Linked DNA regions of Homo sapiens: region 1 is linked to region 2. A link is a loop called in an ENCODE intact Hi-C map of the cell type or tissue named here. Cell type or tissue: endothelial cell of umbilical vein. All regions are shown on one strand. Region 1 overlaps NFATC3 (nuclear factor of activated T cells 3). Region 2 overlaps NFATC3 (nuclear factor of activated T cells 3).

What was found. Hi-C counts contacts between places; a loop is a spot of excess contacts. Peaks named below come from ENCODE experiments on the same cell type or tissue, not always from the same donor. Only the 100,000 strongest peaks of a DNase experiment are listed, where the experiment ranks them.
Region 1: it touches region 2 in a loop (3.0-fold over the local background); 3 of 110 quality-filtered maps call a loop at or near these places.

What each region holds. Positions count from the first base shown.
Region 1 is chr16:68,209,088-68,217,087 of GRCh38, reverse strand. The region is part of intron 9 of NFATC3 (nuclear factor of activated T cells 3); the gene reads right to left. It also overlaps the pseudogene RPS12P27. Among named protein-coding and RNA genes, the nearest start is that of MIR6773, 20 kb to the left of the region's middle. RefSeq lists an enhancer at 5,875-5,944. In endothelial cell of umbilical vein, no CTCF peak of the experiment used is centred here; a DNase peak (open chromatin) is centred at 637.
Region 2 is chr16:68,107,554-68,115,553 of GRCh38, reverse strand. The region is part of intron 1 of NFATC3 (nuclear factor of activated T cells 3); the gene reads right to left. Among named protein-coding and RNA genes, the nearest start is that of NFATC3, 26 kb to the right of the region's middle. In endothelial cell of umbilical vein, no CTCF peak of the experiment used is centred here; no DNase peak of the experiment used is centred here.

The DNA.
Region 1 (8,000 bases), 100 kb before region 2:
AGTTATCTCAAATTTCACCCTGAATTCCAGACAGCTTCCTACCATTGAACAGATTAAAAATACATGCACGATTTGAAGATATCCTTCACTTTTTTAATATAAAAAAATTTCACCAGCAATAGATCAGAGATTCACTTTTAACATTAGCTCTAATACTAGTAAAGAAAAATTATTATACCTTTTTTCCCCACCCAACGGATTGAGGGGGAAAATCAGTCCTCTTAAGACTCCTTCCTTTTTAAGAAACCTCTTCTTGGCCGGGTGTAGTGGCTCACACCTGTAATCCTAGCACTTTGAGAGGCCAAGGTTGGCGGATCGCTTGAGGTCAGGCGTTCAAAACCAGCCTGGCCAACACGGTGAAATCCCATCTCTACTAAAAATACAAAATATTAGCCAGGTGTGGTGGCAGGTGCCTGTAATTTCAGCTACTTGGGAGGCTGAGGAAGGAGAATTGTTTGAACCTGGGAGGCGGAGGTTGCAGTGAGCCAGTATGATGCCAATGCACTCCAGCCTAGGCAACAGAGCGAGACTGTCTCAAAAAGAAAAAAAAAAAAGAAAACCTCTTCTATGTGTGATGCTATAATCAACGTCATAACAATGTTTCCTCTAGGAAATGTTTTTAACTGAAAACATTCTACAAAGACAAACATTAAATCTCCAGCTGAGTAAACAGTACACAGGTACTTGAAAGTATATTCAAGTATCAGCATGTACTCTTTTCTATCAGCAAAAGCTGAAATGTGAAAAAAATAAACAACTTCTCTCAATTTGGCTTAAGATGTGAGACTCAGAAGCATTTTAAAATTATCAGAAGAATCCTTTATCCCTATTTTGCTCATTTTGTACATTTTCCTCTGAATAATCTTGTCCATTGTTGACTCCCAAATCTATCTCTAAGGGCCAAACCTGAGCTCCAGACCCAAAAATCCACAGGACCCATTCCACTACCTGTGCTCTGGAACCTCTTCAACACCTTGCGGCATCAATTTTCTTCACTTCTTTGTCTCTATCAACTTGTCTCCCCAGATCCTTCTCATCAGCACTTAATATGTGTAAATCTGGGCCAGCGCGGTGGCTCATGCCTGTCATCCCAGCACTTTGGGAGGCCAAGGTGGGCGGATCACGAGGTCAGGACATCGAGACCATCCTGGCTAACACAGTGAAACCCCATCTCTACTAAAAATACAAAAAATTAGCCGGGCGTGGTGGCAGGCGCCTTGTAGTCCCAGCTACTCGGGAGGCTAAGGCAGGAGAATGGCGTCAACCTGGGAGGCGGAGCGTGCAGTGAGCGGAGATCGCACCACTGCACTCCAGCCTGGGTGGCAGAGCAAGACTCCATCTCAAAAAAAAAAAAAAAAAAAAAAAGTGCAAATCTCTCTATCTCAAAGAAGCAAGCAAGCAAATAAAAACACTCAACCCCATGTTCCCCTCTGTATCTAATTCTTTCTTTCATGGCTTAACATCTTAAAGGAGTTGTCTACACTGCTGTTTCTTCTATGTTCTCACCTCTTATTTACTCAGTCATCCATCGATCCCTTCACTCCACATAATACTTCCTTCTTACCAAGATCATTAGTGACCAACTTGTTGCTTCACACATGGGAAGCACACTGGGCTTAACACTGGAAGAAGTAAGCTTTAGCCTTGGTTTGGCTGTGATGTGACTCAGGTGACTTAACTAATCCTTCTGCAACTTATTTTCTCACCCCTAATATGAGGAAATTATTTTAAATCCTCTGGTTATAACTCTCCTGAGAGTTTTATATACATTCAATGCAGGAATTAAGTCACCACTCCTCTCATGGTTGGACAAGAATGATGTGAGACCAGGGTAGGCCCAGTTCTGGGAGAAGTTAGGGTTTTGGTATCTTGTCTGATAGGTCATCAGGAAGCTGCAGAAACCTAAATATAAAGGTTTGGGTAGTGAACATGATTTCCAAGGCCCCTTCCAAATCCAGATTCATTTTAAAATAAAATTCAAATGGCATTTAGGAAGGTATAATCTGTGTATTTATAATTTCTATCATATATTTTCTTAAGTGGCTTTCATAGTATTTGAAGAAAGGAGCCAACATGACAGCAAGGAACAGCTTCGTTCCTCCTTGGCTGCTGAGTCTAGAAGCCTAAGCCTAGACACAGACACTGGCTCTAGTACTACAGCTTTCTTCCAAGTAGAGCCCCAGAGGACTACCGGAAGTGCAAACATGGGCCCACAGGGGAGGCTAGGGATAAATATTCTGGGTTGCCTCTGAAAAACGGACAAAATTTCCTGATTTCATTCACATCAAAAGTTAAGAGTACTTGACCAGGAATGAGTAGGCTTACATACCTGATCAGCAACCAAATTTACTGAGCAACCCAAACCATATAGAATTCATAGATACGAAACCTCTTTCTGCTTTGGTCTAATAAATCTAAGTAAACACTTCCCTTTCATTCAAGAATAAAATCATAAGCACAAGTGTAAGAGCCTGAGTGTGGTTAAGTTTAAAAAGCAGAGTCTTTTAGTCAAAGTGTAGTTCCAAAGATAATGAGTGGGCCTACCAGAAAATGCCCGTGCATACCCCCTCCTCTGTAGCACATGCAAATCCAGCCACTGCATGCAAATACCAGACTTGGGCACAAAAACAATGACACATTTCAATCAACACTCACCCTCTAGATTCTCCAGAAAGGAGCTGGACATGAGAGCACACTGTGGTTAGGCCATTTCTCTGCTGAACCTGATGGCTGGTGTTCCAAGTCAGATATAAATTGGTCTGTGTCAAAGAAGACAACATCACTACTGAATGGAACAAACCAGAGGGTGAACTTAATCTACTACAGTGCCCAGCCTGTTTTTTTTCTATAATCAAAAGGAATTTAACTGTCTTTTACTTGTCAATCACTGCATAAAATGGCTCTCCACATTTTATTAGATAAAATAAATACTGGAGTTCAGATAGCTCAGGTACTAAGATGATTCTTTTAAAAATTTGAAGGGCAATAACTTTAAGAGTTACAATTATGGTTTTCAGTGGTTTTAAGGGATAAATTCAGCTTTAAATAAACTAGTTTTTATTACATTATATCTATTAGTAGTTCCCAAATACTTGGCTAAGGCTACATCAAAATTATCTGGGCAACTGATAAAAATATAAACTCCTGAATGTTTTATAAAAATACAAACTCAAACCACAAAATCAAAATCTTCAAGGGTAGCAGCCCAGAAAACTATATGTACAGCCAAATCTGGGAGTCATGGAAGAGTATTTTTTTTGAGATGGAGTCTCACTCTGTCACCCAGGCTGGAGTGCAGTGGCACAATCTCTGCCCACTGCAACCTCTGCCTCCCAGGTTCAAGTGATTCTCCTGCCTCAGCCTCCCTAGTAGCTGGGACTACAGGCACTCACCACCATGCCTGGCTACTTTTTGTATTTTTAGTAGAGATGGGGTTTCAACCATGTTGGCCAGGTGGGTCTCAAACTCCTGGCCTCAGGTTATCCGCCCGCCTAGGCCTCCCAAAGTGCTAGGATTACAGGCGTAAGCCACCATGCCCGCCTGGAGGAGTATTTTTTAAACTAAAGTTCACATCCATTAGAAATTTATGAAATCAATTCAGCAAGTTGAAACTAGTATTTTTTTTTTAATTTTTATTTTTTTTAATTTTTATTTATTTATTTATTTATTTTTTGAGACAGAGTCTTGCTCTGTCGCCCAGGCTGGAGTGCAGTGGCACCATCTTGGCTCGCTGCAAGCTCCACCTCCTGAGTTCACGCCATTCTCCTGCCTCAGCCTCCTGAGTACCTGGGACCACAGGTGCCCGCCACCACGCCCGGCTAATTTTTTGTATTTTTAGTAGAGACAGGGTTTCACCTTCTTAGCCAGGATGGTCTTGATCTCCTGACCTTGTGATCCACCCACCTCGGCCTCCCAAAGTGCTGGGATTATAGGCGTGAGCCACTGCACCCGGCCCCTGAAACTAGTATTTTAAAGAAGAGAAAGAAACAGGCCGGGCATGGTGGCTCACACCTGTAATCCCAGCACTTTGGGAGGCTGAGGCGGGTGGATCATGAGGTGAGGACACCGAGACCATCCTGGCTAACACGGTGAAACCCTGTCTCTACTAAAAATACAAAAAAAAAAAAAAAATCAGCCAGGCGTGGTGGCGGGCGCCTGTAGTCCCAGCTACTTGGGAGGCTGAGGCAGAAGAATGGCGTGAACCTGGGAGGTAGAGCTTGCAGTGAGCCAAGATCACGCCACTGCACTTCAGCCTGGGCAACAGAGTGAGACTCCATCTCAAAAAAAAAAAAAAAAAAAAAAGAGAAAGAAATAGAACAAAATAGAAGATAGCAGGCTGCATTCCCTCTAATAAAGGTTAAGAATTGGTTTGTGAGACTTTAACATTAGTTGTATATGTATGTATTTTTTGTGTACTGGGTCACAACATAATCCTTGTATTTTATTGTAGGAAGCTGTCAAAAATGTTTGAAAGTCACTGCACAAAAGAAGAGTCACCACTGGTCAGTTTTGCAGTACTGGCTAAAGCATTCAGATGCCCCAAGAGTCAAAAACACAATAACGAAATAGTGAGACTCCGACTCAAACAACAACAACAACAACAACTCTCATCTTTTTGCCTATAAGGAATTATTCTTGGCCTCTGTTGTACAACTTCAAGTAAAAGGACCTAACCTACTTAGAAGGGAAAAATCTGCATGTAGTCTCTATGAACACTAACTAATACCTTCCTTTTAAGCAGATAAAAAAAGAAAAACAAAGGAAGAGTCAATCTGTACAAAATGCACCCTCACTATAGGGGTCAAAACAAAACAAAATCCAGAAATCCTTTGGTTAAGCAAAATTTTTCTGACTTAAGCTTGTTTATTATTTGAGATCACTCACCTAGTTTTCAGAGGTGATTTAAAGATTACAGTGTGTGCAAAGTATTTTAAATACTGAAAATATCAAAATACTCTTTCTGGGGGTTCCCAATCTCCACAACTGAATCCTCCAAAACAGACTTGAAGGTATAGAACATGTGATTACAGGTACAGCAGCATAAAAATCATAAGAAAGCATCCCAGGAACAAAGCAAGAGGCCAACACACACTATGGGAGCTTTTGTGAGTGGATGAATTCAGTGGTACTTTCAGATTGTGCTTTACAGAAACTTGCAGTGCTCCAGAAATCCTTCTAGTTCCTTGAAGCACTTTCGTGAGCTCCAAAATATACCTCATTCATCTCTCCTGATCACAAGAACTTTGACCAAACATTTACAAAAGTGTGCCGGGCACGGTGCCTCATGCCTGTAATCCCAGCACTTTGGGAGGCCAAGGCGGGTAGATCACCTGAGGTCAGGAGTTCGAGACCAGCCTGGCCAGCATGGTGAAACCCCGTCTCTACTAAAAACACAAAAATTAGCTGGGCGTGTGGTAGATGCCTGTAATCCCAGCTACTCAGGAAGCTGAGGCAGGAGAATTGCTTGAACCTGGGAGGCGGAAGTTGCAGTGAGCTGAGATCATGCCATTGCACTCCAGACTGGGCAACAGGGTGAGACTCCGACTCAAACAACAACAACAACAACAACAACAACAAAAAACATTTACAGAAGAAGAGTTTCAGCCGGGCACAGTGGCTCACGCCTGTAATCCCAGCACTTTGGGAGGCCGAGGCGGGAGGATCACAAGGTCAGGAGATAGAAACCATCCTGGCCAACATGGTGAAACCCCGTCTCTACTAAAAATACAAAAATTAGCTGGGCATAGTGGTGAGTGCCTGTAATCCCAGCTACTCGAGAGGCTGAGGCAGGAGAATGGCGTGAACCCGGGAGGTGGAGGTTGCAGTGAGCTGAGATCGCGCCACTGCACTCCAGCCTGGCGACAGAGCGAGACTCCATCTCAAAACAAAACAAAGAAAAAAGAGTTTCGATTCTTTTGAAACTCTTAAAAAGATTAAAGAAAAGGAAACACTTCCTAACTCATTATGAGGCCAGAATTTACTCTGACACAAAGCCAGAAAAAGATACTATAAGAAAAGAAAAGGCTAGGCACAGTGGCTTACACCTGGGAGGCTAAGGTGGGTGGATCACGAGGTCAGGAGTTCGAGACCAGCCTGGCCAATATGGTGAAACCCCATCTCTACTAAAAATACAAAAAAATTAGCCGGGCATGGTGGTGCGCACTTGTAGTCCCAGCTACTCGGGAGGCTGAAGCAGAAGAATCGCTTGAACTGGGGAGGCAGAGGTTGCAGTGAGCCGAGGTCACACCACTGCATTCCTGCCTGAGCGACAGAGCAAGACTCCATCTCAAACAAACAAAAAAACAAAAAAACTACAGAATATTCTTTATGAATATAGATGCAAAAATCAACAAAACACTAACACAATTCAGCAGCATATTAAAAGGATGATACATTAAGACCAAGTGAGTTTTATTCCCAGAATGCAAGGATGATTCAACAAATGAAAATCAATTAAAGTAATATGCCAAATTAGTTGAACAAAAGAAAAAAAAACATACTCCTGACTGGCATGGGCAACATGGCAAGACCCTACCTCTACAAAAATTAATTTAAAAACCACATGATCATCTCGATAGATGCAGAAAAGTGTTTGTAAAAATTCTTTTATTTTTTTTGAGACAAGGTGTCACTCTGTCACCAAGGCTGGTGTGCAGTGGCACAATAATGGCTCACTGCAGCCTCTACCTCCCAGGCTCAAGCAATCCTCCCACTTCAGCTTCCCAAGTATTTGGGACCACAGCACCTGGCTAATTTTTTGTATTCTTTTTTTTTTTCTTTTTTTTTTTTTGAGAAGGAATCTCACTCTGTCGCCCAGGCTGGAGCGCAGTGGCATGATCTTGGCTCACTGCAAGCTCCGCCTTCCGGGTTCACGCCATTCTCCTGCCTCAGCCTCCCGAGTAGCTGGGACTACAGGTGCCCGCCACCATGCCCAGCTAATTTTTTTGTATTTTCAGTAGAGATGGAGTTTCACTGTGTTAGCCAGGATGGTCTCAATGTCCCGACCTCGTGATCCGCCCACCTCGGCCTCCCAAAGTGCTGGGATTACAGGCGCGAGCCACTGCACCTGGCCATTTTTTGTATTTTTAGCAGAGATGGGATTTCATGTTGCCCAGGCTGGTCTTGAACTCTTGGGCTCGAGCAATCTGCCCACCTCGGCCTCCCAAAGTGCTAGGACTACAGGATTGAGCCAACATGCCCAGAGTGAGTGTGACTGTGAGTGTGTGTGTGTGTGTGTCTGTGTGTGTGTTGGGGGGCAGGGGGGTTAGCCAGAGTTTTATTCGTTCATTTCTTGCATTTGAAGTACTTCAACTACTACACAACTGCAACGAACCACTTTACGGGGTTTCCCCTCTCTGTCAATTTTACAGAGACCTAACCATTCCCCCTAGCTTCTTGTCATCAACCTTAAGTAGGTTGATTTGGTGTTCAGCACAAAGAACCTCTATGAACTTGACATAGGCTCATCACAGTTGGATGCAAACACACAAAAGATGGGCCTGACCCTTCAGCAGCTTTGCAAATTCCACGTGCTAGGCCATCATGGGTGAGGACAGTCTTCAACACCTCTTGTAAAGCAGTATTAACAGCCACCACACCTCCAGCAGCAACACCTTCCGTGGCCATGGTGGTGGTCTACGGGTGAAGCTGAATCTTGAATGCACCCAAGCCTCTGCCTCCACTCAACTCAGCAGTGGCAGGGAAAGAACTCTTTTTCTTTGAGACGGTCTCACTCTGTTGCCCAGGCTGGAGTGCAGTAGCATCCCAATCACGGCTCACTGCAGCCTCCACCTCCTGGGTTCTAGCTATCTGCCCGCCTCAGCCTCCCAAAGTGCTGGTATCACAGGCGTGAGCCACCGTGCCCAACTCATTTATCAAAATTCAATGCTCTTTCAAGATGAAAACATTCAATAAACAAAGAATAGAAGGAATTTCCTCAATATGAAAAAGGCCATATATGAAAAACTGTTAGTTCCTATCATTATCAACAAAGAACAAAA
Region 2 (8,000 bases):
ACTTGGGAGGCTGGGGCAGGGGAATCAGTTGAACCCGGGAGGCGGAGGTCGCAGTAAGCCGAGATTGCGCTACTACTGCACTCTAGCCTGTGTGACAAGAGCAAGACTCCGTCTCTCAAAAAAAACAAAAACAAAAAACAAAGAAAATAAAATGGCTCATTTGCTAGCAAAGTAAAGAAAGTCATTTACTGGGGCCGGGTGCAGCGGCTCATGCCTATAATCCCAGCAATTTGGGAAGCTGAGGCAGGTGGATCACAAGGTCAGGAGTTCGAGACCAGCCTGGACAACATGGCAAAACCTCATCTCTACTAAAATACAAAATTTAGCCAGGCATAGTGGCAGGCGCTTGTAATCCCAGCTACTTGGGAGGCTGAGGCAAGGCGAATCACTTGAAGCCGGGAGGCGGAGGTTGCAGTGAGCTGAGATTGCACCACTGCATTCCAGCCTCGGTGACAGAGTGAGACTTGGTCTCAAAAAAAAAAAAAGAAAGTCATTTACTGATGGTGAGTTATTTAAATTGTGTTTCACCGGAGAAACCACGGAAATATGTTCAGAGAAAAACTTACAAGACTATTAGCCTTTCAGCAAGAACAACTGGTAGAAAAACTGAGGACATTGGTAGCAACATTAATAGGTTAATTACAAAATAAAACAAACGATTTCCTTAAAAAGTGGTTTTCCGGCCAGGTGCGGTGGCTGACGCCTGTAATCTCAGCACTTTGGGAGGCAGAGGCAGGCGGATCACGAGATCAGGAGTTCGAGACTATCCTGGCCAACATGGTGAAACCCCGTCTCTACTAAACATACAAAAATTATCTGGGCGTGGTGGCACTTGCCTGTAATCCCAGCTACTTGGGAGGCTGAGGTAGGAGAATCATTTGAACCAGGGAGTCGGAGGTTGCAGTGAGCCAAGATTGCACCACAGCACTCCAGCCTGGCAACAAAGCAAGACTCCGTCTCAAAAAAAAAAAAAAAAAGTGCTTTTCCTTGGCCCTTGATGTGCTGCCAGATGTTACCAACATCTGCTCAGTTGTTATTTATTGAAGAGTCAATGCAGAGTTTAAAGTGACTAAACAATTAGCCTCCATGAATAGTGTGAAAGAAACAACTTCAAGAAAAAACATTTGCAAAGAAGTTAAGAAAACACTAGTTTAGGCAGGAGGAGCCAAGATGGCTGATTAGAAGCCACTCCAGTCTGCGGCTCCCACTAAGAGGAGCAAAAACGGCCAGTGAATCCTGCTCCGTCAACTGAGGTATCCAGGTTCTCTCACTGGGACTGACTAGGTGGTTGGTGTGATCCACACAGAGCTAGGAAAAGCAGGGTAGAGCGACAACCTGACCTGGTAGCCACAAAGGCGAACTCCCACACCCAGCCAAGGGAGGTGGTGAGTAACTGTGCTACCCTGCGCGGGAAACCAGACTTTTTCCACAGATCTGTACATCCCATGGATCAGGAAATCCCCTCATGAGCCCACGCCACCAAGGCCTTGGGACCCAAGCACAGAGCTGTGCAACCTGCTCAGGTTGTGGCTAGCAGCAGCAGGCTGGACACTGCCTAAGACTACCAAGTTCCCACGGAAAGGGGCAGTCGCCATCACTGCGGCTCCAGTCTGCCATTTTCCTTTGCTGGTGTTGGGGAAACTTGGCGGTTTGGACGAAGAGGAATTCCCCACAGCACAACACAGTGGCGGTGGCAGATCGTGGCCAGATTGTTTCCTTAGGTGGGACCCAGATCCTTCTCTCTTCACCAGGCAGAACCTCCTTGCAGGAACTGCAGTAACTCTAGCCAGGAGTTTATGGACAGAACTCTGATATCCCTGGGAAGGAGCCTCTACGGGTAGGGGTGGTCATGGTCTCATGGTTCAGCTGACCTAGTCTTTCCTGCCTGTTGGCAGTCCAGATGAGGGGAATTCTCCCCAGCACAGCCGAACCTGCTCAGCCAAGGGGCAGTCAGACTGCTTCTTTAAGCAGGTTCCTGATCCCATCCCTCCTGACTGGGTGAGACCTCCCAACTGGGGTCACCAGGCACCTGATACAGGAGCGTTCCAGCCAGCATCAGCTCCGTGCCTTCTGGGATGAAGCTCCCAGAGGAGGAGGCAGCCATCTTTGCTGTTCTGCAGCCTCCACTGCTTATACCTCCAGGTGCAGGAGGGGGTAGATGAATTAGGTCAGGAGTGGTCCCCTAGTAAACTGCAGCAGCCCTACCCTATGGAAGAGGGGCCTTACTATTAAAAGAAAAACAAACAGAAAGCAACAACAACAACATCAACACAAAAGATCCCACAAAAACCCTATCCAAAGGTCAGCAGCCTCAAAGATCAAAGGCAGATAAATCCACAAAGATGAGAAAGAATCAATGCAAGAACGCTGAAATCTCAAAGAGCCAGAGTGTCTCTTCTCTAAATGATTGCAACACTTCTCCATCAAGGGCAGAGAACTGGGCTGAGGCAGAGAAGAATGAATTGACAGAAGTAGGCTTCAAAAGGTAGGTAATAACAAACTTCGCTGAGCTAAAGGAGTATGTTTTAACCCAAGGCAAAGAAGCGAAAAACCATGATAAAACATTACAGGAGCTGTTAACCAGAATGGCTAGTATACAGAGGAACATAAATGACCTGATTGAGCTGAAAAACACAACAGGAGAGCTTCACAATACAACCACAAGTATCAACAGCTGAACAGACCAGGCAGAGGAAAGGATATCAGAGCTTGAAGACTATCTTGCTAAAATAAGACGGGCAAACAAGGTTAGAGAAAAAAAAAAAATGTCGGGAGGCTGAGGCAGGAGAATGGCGTGAACCCAGGAAGCGGAGCTTGCAGTGAGCCGAGATTGCGCCACTGCAGTCCGCAGTCCGGCCTGGGCGACAGAGCGAGACTCCGTCTCAAAAAAAAAAAAAAAAAAAAAAACGAAAAAGAAAAAATGAAAAGAAATGAACAAAACCTCCAAGAACTATGGGATTATTTAAAAGAATGAACCTGGCTGGGCACAGTGGCTCACGCCTATAATCCCAGCACTTTGGGAGGCCGAGGCGGGTGGATCACGAGACCAGGAGTTCAAGACCAGCCTGGTCAAGATGGTGAAACCCCATCTCTACTAAAAATACAAAAATCAGCCAGGCGTGGTGGTGTGTGCCTGTAGTCCCAGCTACTCGGGCGGCTGAGGCAGAAGGATCGCTTGAACCCAGGAGGTGGAGGTTGCAGTAAGCCAAGATCACGCCACTGCACTCCAGCCTGGGCAACACAGCAAGACTCCATCTCAAAAAAAAAAAAAAAAAAAAAAAAAAAGACTGAACCTACAACTGGGGTACCTGAAAGAGACGGGGAGATCGCATCCAAGTCGGAAAACATACTTCACGGTATCATCCATGAGAACTTCCCCAACCTAGCAAGATAGGCCACCATTCAAATTCAGGAAATTCAGAGAAACCCAGTAAGATACTCCATGAGAAGATCAATCCCAAAACACATTATCATCAGATTCTCCAAGGTTGAAATGAAGGAAAAAATGTTAAGCGCAGGGAGAGAGGACAGATCACCACAAAGGTAAGCCCATCAAACTAACAGTGGACCTCTCAGCAGAAACCCTACAAGCCAGAAGAGATTGGATGCCAATATTCAACATTCTTAGAAAAGAATTTCCAACCCAAATGTCATATCCGGACAAATTAAGCTTCGTAAGTGAAAGAGAAATAAAGTCCTTTTCAGACAAGCAAATAATGAGGGAATTCAGCACCACCAGGTCTGCTTTACAAGAATTCCTGAAGGAAGCACTAAATATGGAAAGCAAAAACCATTATCAGCCACTACAAAAACACACTCAAGTACACAGACGAATGACACTATGAAGCAACTACATTAACACGTCTGCAAAATAACCAGCCAGCATTATGATGACAGGACCAAATTCACACATAACAATATTAACCTTAAAAGTAAATGGACTAAATACCCCAATTAAAATACACAAAATGGTTAGCTGGCTAAAAAGACAAGAACCATTGGTGTGCTGTATTCAAGAGACCCATCTAACATGCAAAGACATGCACAGGCTCAAAATAAAGAGATGGAGGAAAATTTACAAAGCAAATGGAAGGCAGGAAAAAAGCAGGGGTTGCAATCCTAGTTTCTGACAAAACAGATTTTAAACCAACAAGATCAAAAAAAGACAAAGAAGGGCATACAGCATGGTAAAGGGTTCAATTCAACAAGAAGAGCTAACTATCCTAAATATATATGCACCCAATACAGGCACACTCAGTTTCATAAAACAAGTTTTTAGAAACCTACAAAGAGACTTAGACTCCCACACAACAATAGTGGGAGACTTAACACCCCACTGTCAATATCAGACAGATCATCGAGACAAAAAATTAACAAAGATATTCAGGACTTGAGTTCAGCTGTGATCAAGTAGACTTACCCAAAAACAGAATATACATTCTTCTCAGTGCCACATGGCACTTACTCTAGATTCGATCACATACTTGGAAGTAAAACACTCCTCAGCAAATGCAAAAGAAATGAAATCATAACTGTCTCTCAGACCACAGCGCAATCAAATTAGAACTCAACATTAAGAAACTCACTCAAACCCACACAACTACATGGAAATTGAACAACCTGCCCCTGAATGACTTCTGGGTAAAAAATGAAATTAAGGCAGAAATCAAGAAGTTATTTGAAACCAATGAGAACAAAGAGACAATGTACCAGAATCTCTGGGATATAGCTAAAGCAGTGTTAAGAGGGAAATTTATAGCACTAAATGCCCACATCAAAAAGCCAGAAAAAACTCAAATCGACATCCTAATATCACAACTAAAAGACTAGAGAACCAAGAGTAAACAAACCCCAAATCTAGCAGAAGACAAGACATAACCAAGATCAGAGCAGAACTGAAGGAGACAGAGACACAAAAAAACCCTTAAAAAAAAAAATCAGGCTGGGCGCGGTGGCTCACGCCTATAATCCCAGCACTTTGGGAGGCTGAGGCGGGCAGATCACAAGGTCAGGAGATCGAGACCATCCTGGCTAACACGATGAAACCCCGTCTCTACTAAAAAAAAATACAAAAAAAATTAGCCGGGTGTGGTGGTGGGCACCTGTAGTCCCAGCTACTCAGGAGGCTGAGGCAGGAGAATGGCATGAACCCGGGAGGCGGAGCTTACAGTGAGCCGAGATTGGGCCACTGTACTCCAGCCTGGGCAACAGAGCGAGACTTCGTCTCGAAAAAAAAAAAAAAAAATTCAGGCCAGGCACGGTGGCTCACACCTGTAATCCTAGCACTTTGGGAGGCCAAGGCAGGCAGATCACTTGAGGTCAGGAGCTCAAGACCAGCCTGGCTAACATGGTAAAACCCTGTCTCTACTAAAAATACAAAAATTAGCCCAGTGTGGTGGTGGGTGCCTATAATCCCACCTACTCAAGAGGCTGAAGCAGGAGAATTGCTTGAACCCAGGAGGTGGAGGTTGCAGTGAGCCAAGATCGTATCACTGCACTCCAGCCTGAGCAACAGAGTGAGACTCCATCTCAAAACAAACAAACAAACAAAAACAACTCATCCAGGAGCTTGGCTAGGCTAATGAAGAAAAGAGACAAGAATCAAATCAACACAATAAAAAATGATAAAGCAGATATCACCACTGACCCCACAGAAATACAAACCACCACAGAGAATACTATAAACACCTTTATGCAAATAAACTAGAAAACTTAGAAGACACTGATAAATTCCTGGACACATACACCCTCCTAAGACTGAACCAGAAAGAAGCTGAATACCTGAACAGACCAATAATGAGTTATGAAATTGAGGCAGTAATACATAGCCTACCAACCAAAATAAGCCCAGGACCAGAAAGATTTACAGCTGAATTCTACCAGAGGTACAAAGAGAAGCTGGTACCATTTCTTCCGAAACTATTCCAAACAACCGAAAAGGAAGGACTACTCCCTAACTCATTTTATGAGGCCAGCATTATCCTGATACCAAAACCTGAAAGAGATATAACAAAAAAAGAAAACTACAGGCCAATATCACTGATGAACATTGATCCCAAAATCCTCAAATAAATACTGGTAAACCGAATCCAGCAGCACATCAAAAAGCTTATCGACCAGGATCAAGTCAGCTTCATTCCCAGAATGCAAGGCTGGTTCAACATATTCAAATCAATAGATGTAATCCATCACATAAACAGAACTAAAGACAAAAATCACATGATTATCTCAATAGATGCAGAAAAGGCCTTCGATAAAATTCAACATCACTTCATGTTAAAAACTCTCAATAAACTAGGTATCGGAGGAACAAACCTCAAAATAATAAGAGCCATTTAAGACAAACCCACATCCAATGTCATACTGGATACGCAAAAGCTGACAGTGTTCCCCTTGAATATTGACACAAGACAAGGATGCCCCTATCTCACCACTCCTATTCAACATAGTAATGGAAATTCTGGCCAGGGCAATGAGGCAAGAGAAAGAAATACAGGGTATTCGCATAGGAAGAGAGGGAGTCAAATTGTCTTTGTTTGCAGATGGCATGATCCTCTATCTAGAAAACCCCCTAGTCTCAGCCCAAAAGCTTAAGCTGATAAGCAACTTCAGCAAAGTCTCAGGATACAAAATCAATGTGCAAAAGTCACAAGCATTCCTTTACGCCAACAAGAGACAAGCAAAGAGCCAAATCAAGAATGAACTCCCATTCACAATTGCTACAAAGAGAATAAAATACCTAGGAACACAGCTAACAAGGGAAGTGAAGGACCTCTTCAAGGAGAACTACAAACCACTGCTCAAGGAAATCGGAGAGGACACAAACATGGAAAAACATTCCATGCTCATGGATAGGAAGAATCAATATTGTGAAAACAGCCACACTGCCCAAAGCAAATTATAGATTCAATGCTACTCCCATTAAAATACTATTGACATTCTTCACAGAATTAGAAAAAACTATTTTAAAATTCATATGGAACCAAAAGAGAGCCCGTATAGCTAAAACAATCTTAAGCAAAAAGAACACAGCTAGAGGCATCACGTTACCCGACTTCAAACTATACTACAAGGCTACAGTAACCAAAACAGCATGGTACTGGTACAAAAACAGACACAAAGACCAATGAAACAGAACAGAGAACTCAGAAATAAGACCACACATGTACAACCATCTGATCTTTGACAAACCTGACAAAAACAAGCAATGGGGAAAGGATTCTCTATTTAATAAGTAGTATTGGGAGAACTGGCTAGCCATATGCAGAAAACTGAAACTGGATCCCTTCCTTACACCTTATACAAAAATTAACTCGAGATGGATTAAAGACTTCAATGTAAAACCCCAAACTATAAAAACCCTAGAAGAAAACCTAGGCAATAAATACCATTCAGGACATAGGCATGGGCAAAGATTTCTTGATGAAAATGGCAAAAGCAATTGCCAACAAAAGCAAAAACTGACAAATGGGATCTAATTAAACTAAAGAGCTTCTGCACAGCAAAAGAAACTATCATCACAGTGAACAGGCAGCCTACAGAATGGGAGAAAACTTTTGCAATTTATCCATCTGACTAAGGTCTAATATCCAGAGTCTACAAGAAACTTAAATAAATTTACAAAAAAAAAAAAAATAAACCACCCCATTAAAAAGTAGGCAAAGGACATGAACAGACATTTCTCAAAAGAAGACATTTATGCAGCCCAACAAACATAAAAAAAGCTCAACATCACTGATGATCAGAGAAATGCAAATCAAAACCACAATGAGATACCATCTCAAACCAGTCAGAAAGGAAATTATTATTATTATTATTATTATATTTTTTTGATACAGTGTCTCACTCTGTCGCCTAGGCTGGAGTGCAGTGGCATGATCTCGGCTCACTGCAACCTCTGTTTCCTGGGTTCAAGTGATTCTCCTGTCTCAGCCTCCCAAGTAGCTGGGACTACAGGCATGCACCACAATGCCCAGCTAATTTTATTATTTTTAGTAGAG